Linked DNA regions of Mus musculus: all the other regions are linked to region 1. The links are chromatin contacts, found by Hi-C or POLR2A ChIA-PET in ENCODE. All regions are on one chromosome and are shown on one strand. The core of a region is the stretch at or near the end of the contact, and the rest is flanking DNA. Distances in the headings are between cores, read along the strand shown. Region 1 holds the start of Arl2 (ADP-ribosylation factor-like 2). Region 2 holds the start of Syvn1 (synovial apoptosis inhibitor 1, synoviolin). Region 3 holds the start of Tm7sf2 (transmembrane 7 superfamily member 2).

Region 1 (4,101 bases), core at 499-2,998:
CGGGTTGGACTCAAGCCCGTAGATTCACCTGCCTTTACCTTCTGAACGCTGGCATTCGAGGTGTTCGATACCATGCTCATTTTTTGTTTGCTTAGAATATTTTGAGTTTTTGCCTACACGAGGACCTCAGGACTGAAGTTACACAAGGCTGTGAAGCACCAAGTGGGTACTGGGCACTGAACCCCTGTTCCCTGGTTCTTCACCACTGCACCAGTTTTACTTAGCCTCTTGCTTTCTACAGGTCTACTGTTAGCAGACTGGCTCCTGATGCTTCCTGAAGCCTCACTTTGCCAGGTAGGTCTCCGAAGACCCCCTTACTGCTCTCCACTGGCCGGGTGGCCCAGCTTCTGCTCTGCTCCGGGCGCTGCTGCTCTTTCCTTGGCCCTCTCCCAGACCCCATCCTGTTACCCTCATCTGACTTCACACAAGCGTCTACACCTGGGTCTCAGCACTCCCCAGCTGGGCCATCCCATGATCGTTTCTAGGCTGATGGCTGCTACCTACCTGCCCAACAGTCAGGGTTGGTGTCTTCCCAGGGACATGCGTCTCTCATCTCAGCAAGTGGCTCCTTGTCCTTCTGAACACTCTGGCCAGAGACCAGTTCATGCTTGGCTACATCTCCCTCATTGTCTTCTCCCATTCAGCAGCAAGTCATAATACTCTCCTACTACCACCATGGTCTAAGCCACCATCCTGTGCTCCCTTCATAGTCCAGCTGCCTAAATGGCCCCAGCCCATGGGCTCTCCCTCTCTCCAGCTCTTTCCTTCTCAACCTTTCTTGAACATGCCTGTCTTATCCTCCTCCAGGGCCTTCGCACTTGCAGGTCCTCTGCTTACGTTTTCCCAGCTCTCTCTACCTCCTTGTGGACTCTATTCTTCTCATCCTACACTACATATCTTACTTGCTTTATCAATTTTTTCTCCCCTTTCATCACAGAATATCTGAAATGAAGCCTTTTTCGCTTCCCTGTTTTACCGAATTCCCTAACATAGGTGCTTGGAGGTCATCTAATGAGTGTCTTTCTCAGAATTGTCTAAAACACGCACGAGTGGTAAAGTTCTACGTGCACATTAAATTTCCTTTTCTCCCTCTGCTACTTTGTGGATCGCAGATGCCTAGGTGGCCCGGCACAGTGCAAGACGGGTGATGCAGGTGCCAGTTAATGCGGTGAAAGGTCGCTGGTGGCCTTAAGTGACAGCGGGACCTGTGGCCAACCGAGTCCACGCCTACTCGCAGGAGCCTAGGCGGTCCTCGAGACCCTGGGATTCCGACCCTAAGGGAAGCGCCAAGGCCTACACCCGTAGATGAAGGGGAGGGGGTCAGCGCCAGGGAGGAGCAGGGCCCACGCTCGGGCCAGCCCGAGGCAGCGTGACGTCCGAGTCACCACCACTGCGTCGCGCCTCGCAGTGATACTGGAGTCCCAAGTCTAGGCCGGGCCTTGAGACCACCGGGCTGCCTTCTGCACGCCAACCCCCACCCCGCAGAGTGGTACGGCCCTCCCCGGCCCCGCGCCGAGCAGTGGTAGCGCCGCGTGCGTGACGCACCACCGGCAATAGGTACCCACGGCGGCCGCGCCCCCCCACGCCCGGCTCCGCCCACCCGGCGGGCCCCGCTACCCTCGCGACCGCTCTAGCGCTCGGAGGATACAGCATGAGCAGCCGCAGCTCTCGCTCTTTCTGCTTCATCTTCTTCAGAATGGTCAGAAGCCCCATGATCCCGTAGCCCCCTCCCGGCCGCCGTTTCTTCTAGTCCCGGGACCCCGCTCCCGTCTCCTATTGGCCAGCCTGGCGCTTGTGGCCGCCCTCGTTGTCACGTGACCACAGGAGTGCAGGGCGTCGCCCCCTAGAGGCGCTGCGGCGACTTTGAAGCCTGCTGCGTTAACCCTTGTCGGGAAGGCAGAGGGTTGGTGGGGACAAGGGAGAAGTCCCTAAGCCTTCCGACTCCGAGGCCTCGGTCGGATGCCAGACAGAGGCTGACTTTCTCGAGCAGTATCTCGTCTGGGTAGGGAGTAGCCGCGAAGAGATTCTGAGCTAGGAGTCGGAATCTGGTTCCACAAAGAGCTGACGAATCATCCGGGGACTGTAATACGGTTCCCACCAGTGCATCTTGTGACTTCCATTCATTTACCAGTGACGGAAAACCGTTGGTCCTGGTCCGGGACTCTGTCGGAAATGGCTCTGTGCGTTCACTTGAGGATGATGACTCCCCCTAGGGGCCATTTCTAAATGTGCGGACAGTATGGCCTCCTTGGGTTGTTTAGAGTTCCAAGCTCCCCGCAATGCAGGGACCAGACCCGCACAAAGGATTGAGTGCTATCTAGGACCCTATCAGGTTGAGACGCTCTATCCCAACTGTTAGGATAAAACTGGCAGGGCAGAGCCTGTCTCAAAAAACAACGATAAAAAACCTGAAGCCCACCTGGTGCTTAGCCTCATGGCTGCTGGCATGTACTAGCTGTACAATCAGATTATCTTCAGTAAATGACTTTGACAAGAGTTCTTTAAAAAAAATTTTTTTTTCTTTGCTGGTTGTGTTGGCACATATCTTTAATTCCAATGCCTGGGTGGCATAGACAAGTGGATCTCTGTGAGTTTGAGGGCAGCCTGGTCTGTATATATATTGAGGACAGAAAGGGCTACACATCTGAGACCCTGTCTCAAAACAATCATCATTGTTGTGTGTAAACTCTGTATGTGTGTGTGTGTGTGTGTGTGTGTGCGCGCGCGCGTGTCTGCACATACCACTGGAGATCAGAGGACAACTTTGTGGAGCTGATTCTCACACTTTTTTTTTAAGATTAATTTATATGTAAGTACACTGTAGCTGTCTTCAGACCCCTTAGAAGAGGGCATCAGATCTCATTATAGGTTGTTGTGAGCCACCGGTGTGGTTGCTGAGATTTGAACTCAGGTTAAGAGCAGTCAGTGCTCTTAACCGCTGAGCCATCTCTCCAGCCCCGATTGTCGCACTTTTATGTGGGTTCCAGGCAGGGAATTTAGCATCAGACTTTCTCAGCAAGTTTTTTTTTTTTTTTTTTTTTTTTTTTTTTTTTTTTTTTAATTGGTGAGATTTCTCACTGGCCCAAAGAGTTAGTTTCTCTTTTTTTGTTTTTTGTTTGTTTTTGCTTTTTCCGAGACAGGGGTTTTCTCTGTGTAGGTTTTTCTCTCTTTCTTTCTGGCTGTCCTGGAACTCACTCTGTAGACCAGGCTGGCCTCGAACTCAGAAACCCGCCTGCCTCTGCGTCCCAAGTGCTGGGATTAAAGGCATGCGCCACCACTACCGGGCAGAGCTAGGGTTCTATTTAATTGTAACCATATATGTGTTCTTGAATGTGTGCACATATGCGTGTTTGTGCATGCATGGGTGCATGTGTGCGTGTGTGGGTTCCTCCACAAGGAAAATTGTACTGAGACTTTTTGTTTTTTTTAAAAAAACATAGAAGTCTTATGGGAATATGGTTTTGTTTTACTCCCAGGTGTGGGGAATGGGGCTGCTTCACAGCAGGTGATTGTGATTTGTCTCAGGCTCTAGCAGGGCGTGGTTTTGCCAGCTGTAAATAGTTTCTGCATGTATGTGATGCTTGGAATTCTGGATACTTTTCAGAGGTGTATAAACTGCCCAAAAGTGGGTTGTTAGTTGTTATTGGCAGGTTGCTATAGTCGTACACAAAGAGACAACAACAATAACAACAATAAATTAGATATTGTGATGTCAAAGATCAAACTTGCCCCCAAGGAACTCAACATACCTAATCAGCAGGAAATAATCTATAACATTGCCTTCTTTCCTACCTCTGATTTTAATTTGGGATTTCTTTCTCTCTCCTTCCTTCCTTCCTATCCCATTTTATCTTTTACCTAGTGTTAGGGGATTGAAAAGGTGGAAAAAGAAGGGTGGAAGAAAAAACCCACAAAGTAGCCAAAGTCTGGCTACAGAAATAAATAAATAGGGGCCTAGAGAGATGGCTCAATGGCTAAGAGCACTGACTGCTCTTCCAGAGGTCCTGAGTTCAATTCACAGCAACCACATGGTGGCTCACAACCATCTGTAATGGGATTCAATGCCCTCTTCTTTTTATTTTTTTTAAAGATTTATTTATT
Region 2 (4,101 bases), core at 645-3,144, 95 kb before region 1:
CCTAGGCTTTTAGGAGATTTCACTCCTCTTTTCCTGTTCAGTGGTCTCTTTGGTCGGCAGGGTGTTCTCCTGCGTCTCGGTTTTCTTCAGCTTGCCCTTATTGAAGCTGGCGATTTCCCCTATGTCCGGCTTGTCTGCCATTTTCTTACAACTCGTGGATTCTCCTTCCAAGCTTGCGCTCCAGGTGCTCCCACTCTCGTTGCTGCAGCAAGAGACCTTATTTTGTTTTTCGAGACAGGGTTTCTCTGTGTAGCCCTGGCTGTCCTAGAACTCACTCTGTAGACCAGGCTGGCCTCGAACTCAGAAATCCGCCTGCCTCTGCCTCCCGAGTGCTGGGATTAAAGGTAGGCGCCACCACGCCCAGCTTTTTTTTTTTTAGATAGGATCTCACTCTATAGCTGTACGCTGGCCTCAGATTTATGATGCTCTTCCTGCCTCAGTCTCCCAATTTTCTGGGATTGTAGGAGTGGGCCACTATGCTCTGCTCACTACATGATTTCAGAGGTTGAGTAGACCTGAACTGAAGACCAGACAAGGGAGCCCTCCCTCGACATCTTGGGGCCAGGGAAGTTGAAGCCATAGGATCAGAGGAAATGTGGCAAGAAAAAAGGCCAACATGGACACAGAACTTAAATAAAAACAGACAGAGGAAGTAAGACAGATATATACCTGGGGGAGAGGAGGGATTGCCACAAAATGTAGGAGATTTTCAAGAATGGGGGAGGATGAGTGTGTAGGGTTAAAGGTAGCCAGTAGAAGTTCATAGCTAGCCTTATGGAGGAAGGAAAGGGGAGCCATCTCGGGATGTTAACTGTTAAAGACAACAGGTGGTGGTGAAGATGGCTGAGACCAAGAGCACAGGGCTGAGGGGCAGACAGGCACTGACACTGCTACCCTTTAATACAGTTCCTCCTGTTGTGATCCCCAACCATAATTACTTCGTTGCTACTTCATAACTGTAATTTTGCTAGTTATGAATTGTAAGTAAACGTCTGATATGCAGGATATCTCATTTGTGACCCCTGTGTAACGGTTTGATTCCCAAAGGGCTTACGACTCACAGGTTGAGAGCCAGCCACTGCCTTAAAGTCGTCTAGAATCAGTTTTCTTTCTTTTTTGACAGACAAGATGTTTAATTCCGTTGTACTGAAGGAAAGCCATTTTATGTATTTTTCTTAAGTGCTCTATCAGTAATGACAATTCTGAAAGCCCCTGTGTTATATTTTAACAACACAGTCACCTCCGGTTCTGTATTCACTGTCCGTGTTGTGACTCCCACAGTATAAATTCCTCCAGTTGATCTTCATGAATTCTTATATTTGATCCCCCCCCCCCTTAGGCCTCTGAATTCCGAGTGAGTCCGAGTTAAAAATGGGAGGAGCACCCTCTAGCTGATAAACCTGGGTAATGAGGTGTCCGCTTTCAGTTTCCATTCTGTACGCGACTATACTGCTTGTGTGAGCCCTAACAGACAGAATCAGCTCAGAACAAAGGGTCTGGCTATCTCCCAGGGATGAACACGCACGCCGACTGAGCTTTTGGGGTGTTGAAAAGTCAACGCCTTCGCACAGAACTCTCCACCCCAACCTAGAAATAACTGGCGTTCTGTTTTATGTCAGTCCGGACACGCAAGCACTGCTCCTTTTGCGGGCCCCGTAAGCATCCCCCCAGGCGGGATAGGGATCCCCGGCCTATGGACTGCGCTTTCTCAGCTGGCATCCAGCTGCCTTGGCACCCAGTCCGGGGCCACTCTGCCTACAGACCCTAGCAACCACTCACCTGCTTTTCTTTCCCTATAGGCCAGAAATTTTTCCTTTCTTTTCTCATTGGTCCGCGTAACTTTATCGCAACCAATCGGCGGTAGCCACGGGAACAAACTCACTCCTACACAACCTGCGTTGGGGGGAGGTAACCTGGGAAGACCTATATCTGTTTTCTGCACCGCTATTTTTTTCCGAGAAGCACTTAACTTCTTACCGTGTCGTAGCTATCCCTGGAATGAGGCGCTTACACATTTTATTTCTTTCATGCCTGACATAAAGTCTGGCCCTTGCTCGCTCCTGCCCCCCGTCCAAATGGCTCGGCCCGCGGAACGCCCCATCTTCCAGGCACATTGAGAGCCGGAGTCTTGGAGGAGTTTAGGGTGGTGATTCTACAACGGCGACTAGCAAGTGGCGGGCTTCAGCCCTTTCCCGCTGCTCTCCTGGTCGCGACCACACGTCACAGCTCTCGCTCGTTCCGGTTGCTCGCGCACGGGCCCCAGAAGCGCAGGCGAGATCGGAGCGCGCAAAGAGAACTTGGTACGGTCCACTCCGCCGCGCCCCGCGCCGCCGGAAGTGAGGTGTCTTACCCCCGAAGTTCCGGTTCGCAGGGGGTGGGGAGTGTTGTTAACCGGAGCGGCTGCCGCAGTCGCGGTGATTGAGCGTGCTCGCGGCGCTGGGCTCCTGGTGAGTGGGCCTGGTCCTGATTGGGGTTGGGGGGTCGGCGTCTAGGACCTTGTCCTTTGGGGTCACTGCGATCAGCCCGCCCCGCTGCGTTCGGCCGCCAGTTTTCGGCCTGTCAGATGGCTGGAGACCTTAGGCGGCGGCGCGGCCACCGTTCCAGAGGCCGGGCCCCGCCTGCGAGGTTCGCAACTCCTAGCGTTCACAGGTGCGCGACTGTGAGGCGACCTGACTGGTTCTCAGCCCCGCCGCCGCACCCTGGCGGTCGGCCGTTTCTCCGGTTCTCAGAGTGGACACTGCTGGGGGCGGGGGGGGGGGCAGGGTTCCAGACTGACGTACCCCGATGGGCGCGCGTCTGCGCTGACCACCCTGGCACAGCTGTCACTGGTTGTGTCGCCTTCTCAAGCTGTGCCCTCTGCACCTTGCCTCCTCCACCCCTGGCGGGCCCAGCGAACCTGCCTCTAAAGCCTATCATCCCAGCTCCTTCAGAGGGTCAGCGGTGGCAGCCCCCCTCCTCCTAACTTTGCCTCAGTGACTCCCTAGAGGAGGCGCCTTGGCAGACAGCGTGGAAGAGCCCTAGATTTGAAACGAGATTGATCCAAGTTCTAGGCCTTGCATCAGTGTGAGCCTCTAACCCCTTTGAGTCCTAGTTTCTCGTTTGTGAAACAGGGAGTATATGCTGTTTTGAATCTAATGGCTGTCAAGGTGAAATGAGTGTTTGCCCTTACACTCTGCCAGGGACTGTGCTAGGTTTACATAGTGTGGATATCACAAATGTCATTTTCCTTGTGCAGGTCTCTGGGCCAGGGCGATGTTCCGCACCGCAGTGATGATGGCGGCCAGCCTGGCGCTAACCGGGGCAGTGGTGGCTCATGCCTACTACCTCAAACACCAGTTCTACCCCACTGTAGTGTATTTGACCAAGTCCAGCCCCAGCATGGCAGTGAGTTCAGGGCTCAGGGAAGAAGGAATGCCCGGGGAGGGAAGGAGGGGCAGAAGTGGGGCTACATGTCATAGAAGTAGGAGAGAAATAGCCCTGGGCCGCCTGACTTGGAATTATCTATGACAGTCTTGGGGACCTGTCAGAATGATTAGCCCCAGGCAGGGGAAAGCAGAAAATAACCTCAAACCACGACCTTTCCTCACCCCCAGGTCCTGTACATCCAGGCCTTTGTCCTTGTCTTCCTCTTGGGCAAGGTGATGGGCAAGGTGTTCTTCGGGCAGCTGAGGGCAGCAGAGATGGAGGTAATATGTTGGTGGCCCCAAAGGACAGGGTTCAGAGGAGGGTACCCAAATGATTGGTTTTCATATCATCCACTTCTCACCCCACAGCACCTTCTGGAACGGTCCTGGTACGCTGTTACTGAGACTTGTTTGGCCTTCACCGTTTTTCGGGATGACTTCAGCCCTCGCTTTGTGGCGCTCTTTACGCTGCTCCTCTTCCTCAAATGTTTCCATTGGTTGGCTGAAGACCGTGTGGACTTTGTGAGTTGGGAGTGGCTGATGGGCATGCCAGTGGATTGGGGTATGGGGCAACCCCAACCATCTTGATGGTGTCCCTCTCTGCCTCAGATGGAACGCAGCCCCAACATCTCCTGGCTCTTCCACTGCCGCATCGTCTGTAAGTGAGACTCATTGAAGAGGTGGGGGTGACTTGAGG
Region 3 (4,101 bases), core at 548-3,047, 73 kb before region 1:
GATTTAGTTTTGTGGTGCTAGGGTTGGAATCTAGGGCTTTATGTACATAAGCCAAATGCGCGCGCTCTCTCTCTCTCTCTCTCAAGATTTTATATTAAAAACCCTCTTGTTCTATTAAAGCAAAACCATAGGTTCATAACACAGCAACATATTGGCAAATGAATGAATGAATGATTGCTGCCCACCCAGCAATGCTAGCCCACTCTGCTCTTCTCCTGGCCCAAGTCCAGCAGAATTAAGTCCAGCATGTCAGCATACCCAGCCAATGAGGCCAGGTCTCAGCTCACAGAAATATTTGAAGTCAAAGGAACCGAGGCGAGGGTTCAGCTCCCGTCCAAGAAAGAAGTCATACATGGAATTTCCTGGGGAACAACAGAAGGTGAAGGCACACCAGGTATGCATGCATCCCACCTACCTCATCCCTACCTCACTGGGACCCTTCTCACCTGAGTTTCCCCCAGGAGCCAGGGCTGAGGCAGGAGCTACCAAAGCCTTCGCATAGAGGAGGAGGCTGAAGATAAAGCTGGTGAGAGTGGTCGCAAAGGCCAAGGGCAGGAGCATTCCAGGGAGTGCCCCCAGGGGCAGCCCCACTGACACCCCCAGCCCCATCAACAGGGCTGTTAGCACCAGAGCCTGGAAGCCTGAACCACAGCACAGAGTGAGCCCTGGGGTGGCTTGCATACTTCCAAAGCCAACACACACACACACACACACACACACACACACACGCAGTTCTGGGAGAACATTGGCCATTGGCCTGGAGCTGAGTAGTAGCAAAAGAGGTAGATGCACGGCGAGGTTCCCATAAGGGCACAAACATGTCATCAGAGCTGGTCCATAAACCTCCCACCACCCTTGGAACCCACCCCAACCCATGTTAACTGCGATTCAGGGAGGGGGGGGAACCCCAGTCACCATTAATAGGGTAGCGCAGGCGACTCTTGTCCTTCAGTTCCAGGCCTTCGGCCACCTGCGGGTACAGGGCAGGTTTTATAAGAGCTGGGGATGACTTCCCAGGCTCCAGCCCTCCCTGCACCCTCCTCCCTGGTGTGTTAAAACAGATCACACACCTTGCGTGCAGGCAGCAAATAGAGCGCCACCTGCAGGCCGAGCCAGATGAACAATAGCAGCAGAGCCCATGGGCTCCACAGCTCCTCCAGCCCAGGCAGATAGGCCGGTAGGGCCAGGAGGCGCGCCGGGCCCGAGCGAGCCGCCAGGAGCAGGTGGAACATGGTGGCAGGCAGCAGGATCAGTAAAGCCGCGACGCCTGGAAAGAGGGCCACTGTGTAGCGTGACTGCTCCCAAGAGCTCTCTCAAGTCCTCGGGCGCCTTGAGTCACCTGCCTGCTTAGCAGTTTCCCAGCGCCATACTCCTATCTTAATTTTCATCTTGTTCCTCTGCCCTCTGGCATTCCCAAAGACCATCCTGCTCTCCCAACTGTCTTTCATTACACAAACTCCCCGCTGTGCTGCTGTCAGCACTCCCTCCTCTTCTGCAGACACCCCGACACCCGCGCACCGGATCCTTCTGCTCCGAGCCTTCTATAGAGCTCGTATCCTATCCTGCTCCCGTTAAGTGGCATCAGGTCAGCCTCCACCCCAAACCTTCCCATTTACCCAACGGCCCCCCGAATTCCAGTGGGGCCTGGGAGGCCTCACGAGAAGTCATGATCTCTGCTTTGCCGGGGAACAATGGTTCACAAAAGTCGATCAAGGAAACACAAACCGCCCCATGCCGGGTTATGGCTCTGCATCAGACACGGAGGTGGAAAAGCTGCTGCTCTTGTTCATTGATCTTTAAATGGACGCGCCCTCTGCCCACCCTGGGCCCAGCACAGTAGCCAATCAGCGCTGGGAGGCGGGCCCCATGCTGGCGCCTCAGAAGCTTCGGCACTGAAACCCAACCCGGGCGGGTCCCGCCCCTGCAGGCAAGAGGAAGGAGGAGGACACATAAGTTTATTAGAAGGATCCATGAACCCGCCAGCGGGGAAGGGCCTCTAGGATGAGAACAGGGCACAGGGAGGACAGGGCGATAGGGCTACTACGCGACTCGTTGGCAGATTCTAGCCGCGCTCGCAGATGACCTCGACAACACTAGGTTCCATGGGCACTGGGTCGGGACAGCGCAGAGCAGCTGAGGCTACTACTTCGTCCAGCAGCAGGTGCACTAGCTCCTCATCAGCCACAAAGCGCCACAAGTAAAGCTGCAGGAAGTGGCAGTCCACCTGCACCTGCTGCAGCCCAAAGCGCCCAAAGGTGCGTAGGCGCACACACTCCAGTAGTGTCTTCAAGCTGATCTTAATGATGCCAGTCAGCACCGACACCTGCAGGTGGACACAGGGATGCAGCTCAGGATTGCCGTCTTTTGGGGAGGAGGATACATCCAAATTCTGAGCAGAGGCAAGGGAGATAAAGACAGAAATTTCTAGGGCTCAGCTAAGAAGGGAACAATGCAATGTTGCCACCATAAAGGCGAGGGCAGGTAAACCCCGGTGGTCAGATCAGAGATGGGGCCTCATGAATACGATGGGCAGCAGTCACCACTGACTACAAAGTAAAATGGAGGAAAGATATTGCTGAGCTTGGGCTTCGGAGGGGCAGAGATCAAGATATGAGTGGGAACCCCCGATGACTAAAGACTAGTTTGGAGAGTAAAGTGTGGACAAGGTGGTTTTGCTCTGGACCTAGAGACAGAGATTACGTAAAGTGATCTTTAATTCTGCTCAGATGTGGTCCTAGGGCTCTCTGGGTTAGTGTGGGAGCCACCCTTCCCCTGGGATGTAGAGGAGAAGGTACTTCAGACCTTGTTGAATTCCACGGGGCTGAACACATCGATCCGTTCAGAGAACAGCTTCTGAATATTGCTCAGGAGGTTTGTGTCCATGGGAGCACTGGAAGGGGGAAAGAAAGAGTGAGAGGCCACTCTGCCCAGCCTCCCTCTTCTGTCTCTCAGGGAGGCTCCTAGCAGCCTGACCTGGGTGTGTAGCTGGGTGCATAGCGGCCCTGCTGCCGGGAGCTGCTGTACACAGAGAAAGTCCTTTTGCTTGAGTCACTGCTCTGGGCCTTCCGGACACCCTCTTCATACAGGAGCCCCACCTGGGGGAGAAAAGATGCGCTGCAAGGTCAGAGCATGGTTACTGACAAAACCTCCCCTCTCTGCTGGTTGAAGAATCCTAGGTATGGTCACCACCTACACAATCAGGGGAGTGGGAGCAAGGCAGGGAAAACCTAGTCTGAAACCCAGTTTTTAGCTCATCCCTGCTTCAGCTTTTTGGGTGACTTTGGGCCTGCACATCCCACAGGTATGAAATGAGGCTTCTAGTGGCACGACATGGGTACAGCCAGACCCCTTTTGTCTTGGTCCTTGGAATCCAGCATGCATTGGGGTTCCAGCAGCCGGCCTGTGGCAGCACCTGGACATCAATAGCTGTAGTGTCCTCCACCACACGCTTCATGACAGCACGCACGTTCCTAGGCTCCAGAGTACTGAGCCAGTCCCGGGTCTCCACACTCTTACGTAGCATCTGGGATATGACCAGGCCTTGCACCTTCACATAGTGAGTCAGCAGCCGCCGTGCTGTCTCTCTGGCCTCTGCACACAGTGTGCTCACGGGTGTAACGGGAGACTGGTCCTAAGTCACAAAAGCAGAGGACAAAGGTTGCAGGTATTAGAGACAGACCAGAAACCACCACCAATGAGGAGGTGAGCAAATCTTGGGAAACTGAGGCTGAGATGAGTGCAGACCACCAGTCTGGTTCCTGTGTTGACAGCATCATGCCCTTTCCCCTCTCCTGAGCCACTTCACCTGCACCAGAAACTGTTCATCAGTGAGTGTGAGGATGTAGGAGATGGTGGCTGTCTCATAATCCAGGCAGAGGCGAGAGAGCAGCAGGAGCAGGGCAGGCGGCGTGGCACCTCCCTTTTCTCCAGGGCTGTCACAGAAGCTCTGGGCTGTCTGGCACATGGAGCGGATGAAACCCACGATGAGGCCCTCACGAACTCCCTGGCTGCAGAACTCGCCCTGTGAAGGGAAGCCCAGATTTACCACGTCCTTTCTCATAGGATGGAGAGGCTCAGCAAAGTCAGAGCACAGGGCTATTC

The links. A loop is a pair of places that touch in the nucleus more often than their neighbours do. ChIA-PET counts read pairs that join two places held with the same protein, here RNA polymerase II (POLR2A).
Region 2: POLR2A ChIA-PET joins it to region 1 with 19 read pairs in Patski. The contact joins the promoter of Syvn1 here to the promoter of Arl2 in region 1. A Hi-C loop is called at or near these places in 1 of 37 maps with a recorded cell type or tissue (T-helper 1 cell). POLR2A ChIA-PET finds 5 or more read pairs at or near these places in 3 of 5 experiments (Patski and embryonic stem cell).
Region 3: POLR2A ChIA-PET joins it to region 1 with 15 read pairs in Patski. The contact joins the promoter of Tm7sf2 here to the promoter of Arl2 in region 1. POLR2A ChIA-PET finds 5 or more read pairs at or near these places in 3 of 5 experiments (Patski and embryonic stem cell).

The regions. Positions count from the first base shown.
Region 1 is chr19:6,139,389-6,143,489 of GRCm38, forward strand. Arl2 (ADP-ribosylation factor-like 2) reads right to left here and starts at 1,749. Exons shown (of 5, transcript NM_019722.3): 1 at 1,649-1,749. The coding sequence starts at 1,713. LOC115489019 (a long non-coding RNA gene) reads left to right here. Exons shown (of 3, transcript XR_003952891.1): 3 at 242-2,526.
Region 2 is chr19:6,044,682-6,048,782 of GRCm38, forward strand. It overlaps Syvn1 (synovial apoptosis inhibitor 1, synoviolin), which reads left to right and starts at 1,895. Exons shown (of 16, transcript NM_028769.5): 1 at 1,895-2,447; 2 at 3,236-3,384; 3 at 3,594-3,686; 4 at 3,774-3,926; 5 at 4,014-4,062. The coding sequence starts at 3,253. It also overlaps the pseudogene Gm8034.
Region 3 is chr19:6,066,053-6,070,153 of GRCm38, forward strand. Tm7sf2 (transmembrane 7 superfamily member 2) reads right to left here and starts at 1,798. Exons shown (of 10, transcript NM_028454.2): 1 at 1,617-1,798; 2 at 1,071-1,267; 3 at 916-970; 4 at 447-641; 5 at 259-362. The coding sequence starts at 1,668. It overlaps Vps51 (VPS51 GARP complex subunit), which reads right to left. Exons shown (of 10, transcript NM_001081041.1): 6 at 3,806-4,021; 7 at 3,413-3,631; 8 at 2,974-3,095; 9 at 2,803-2,890; 10 at 1,790-2,323. The coding sequence ends at 2,063.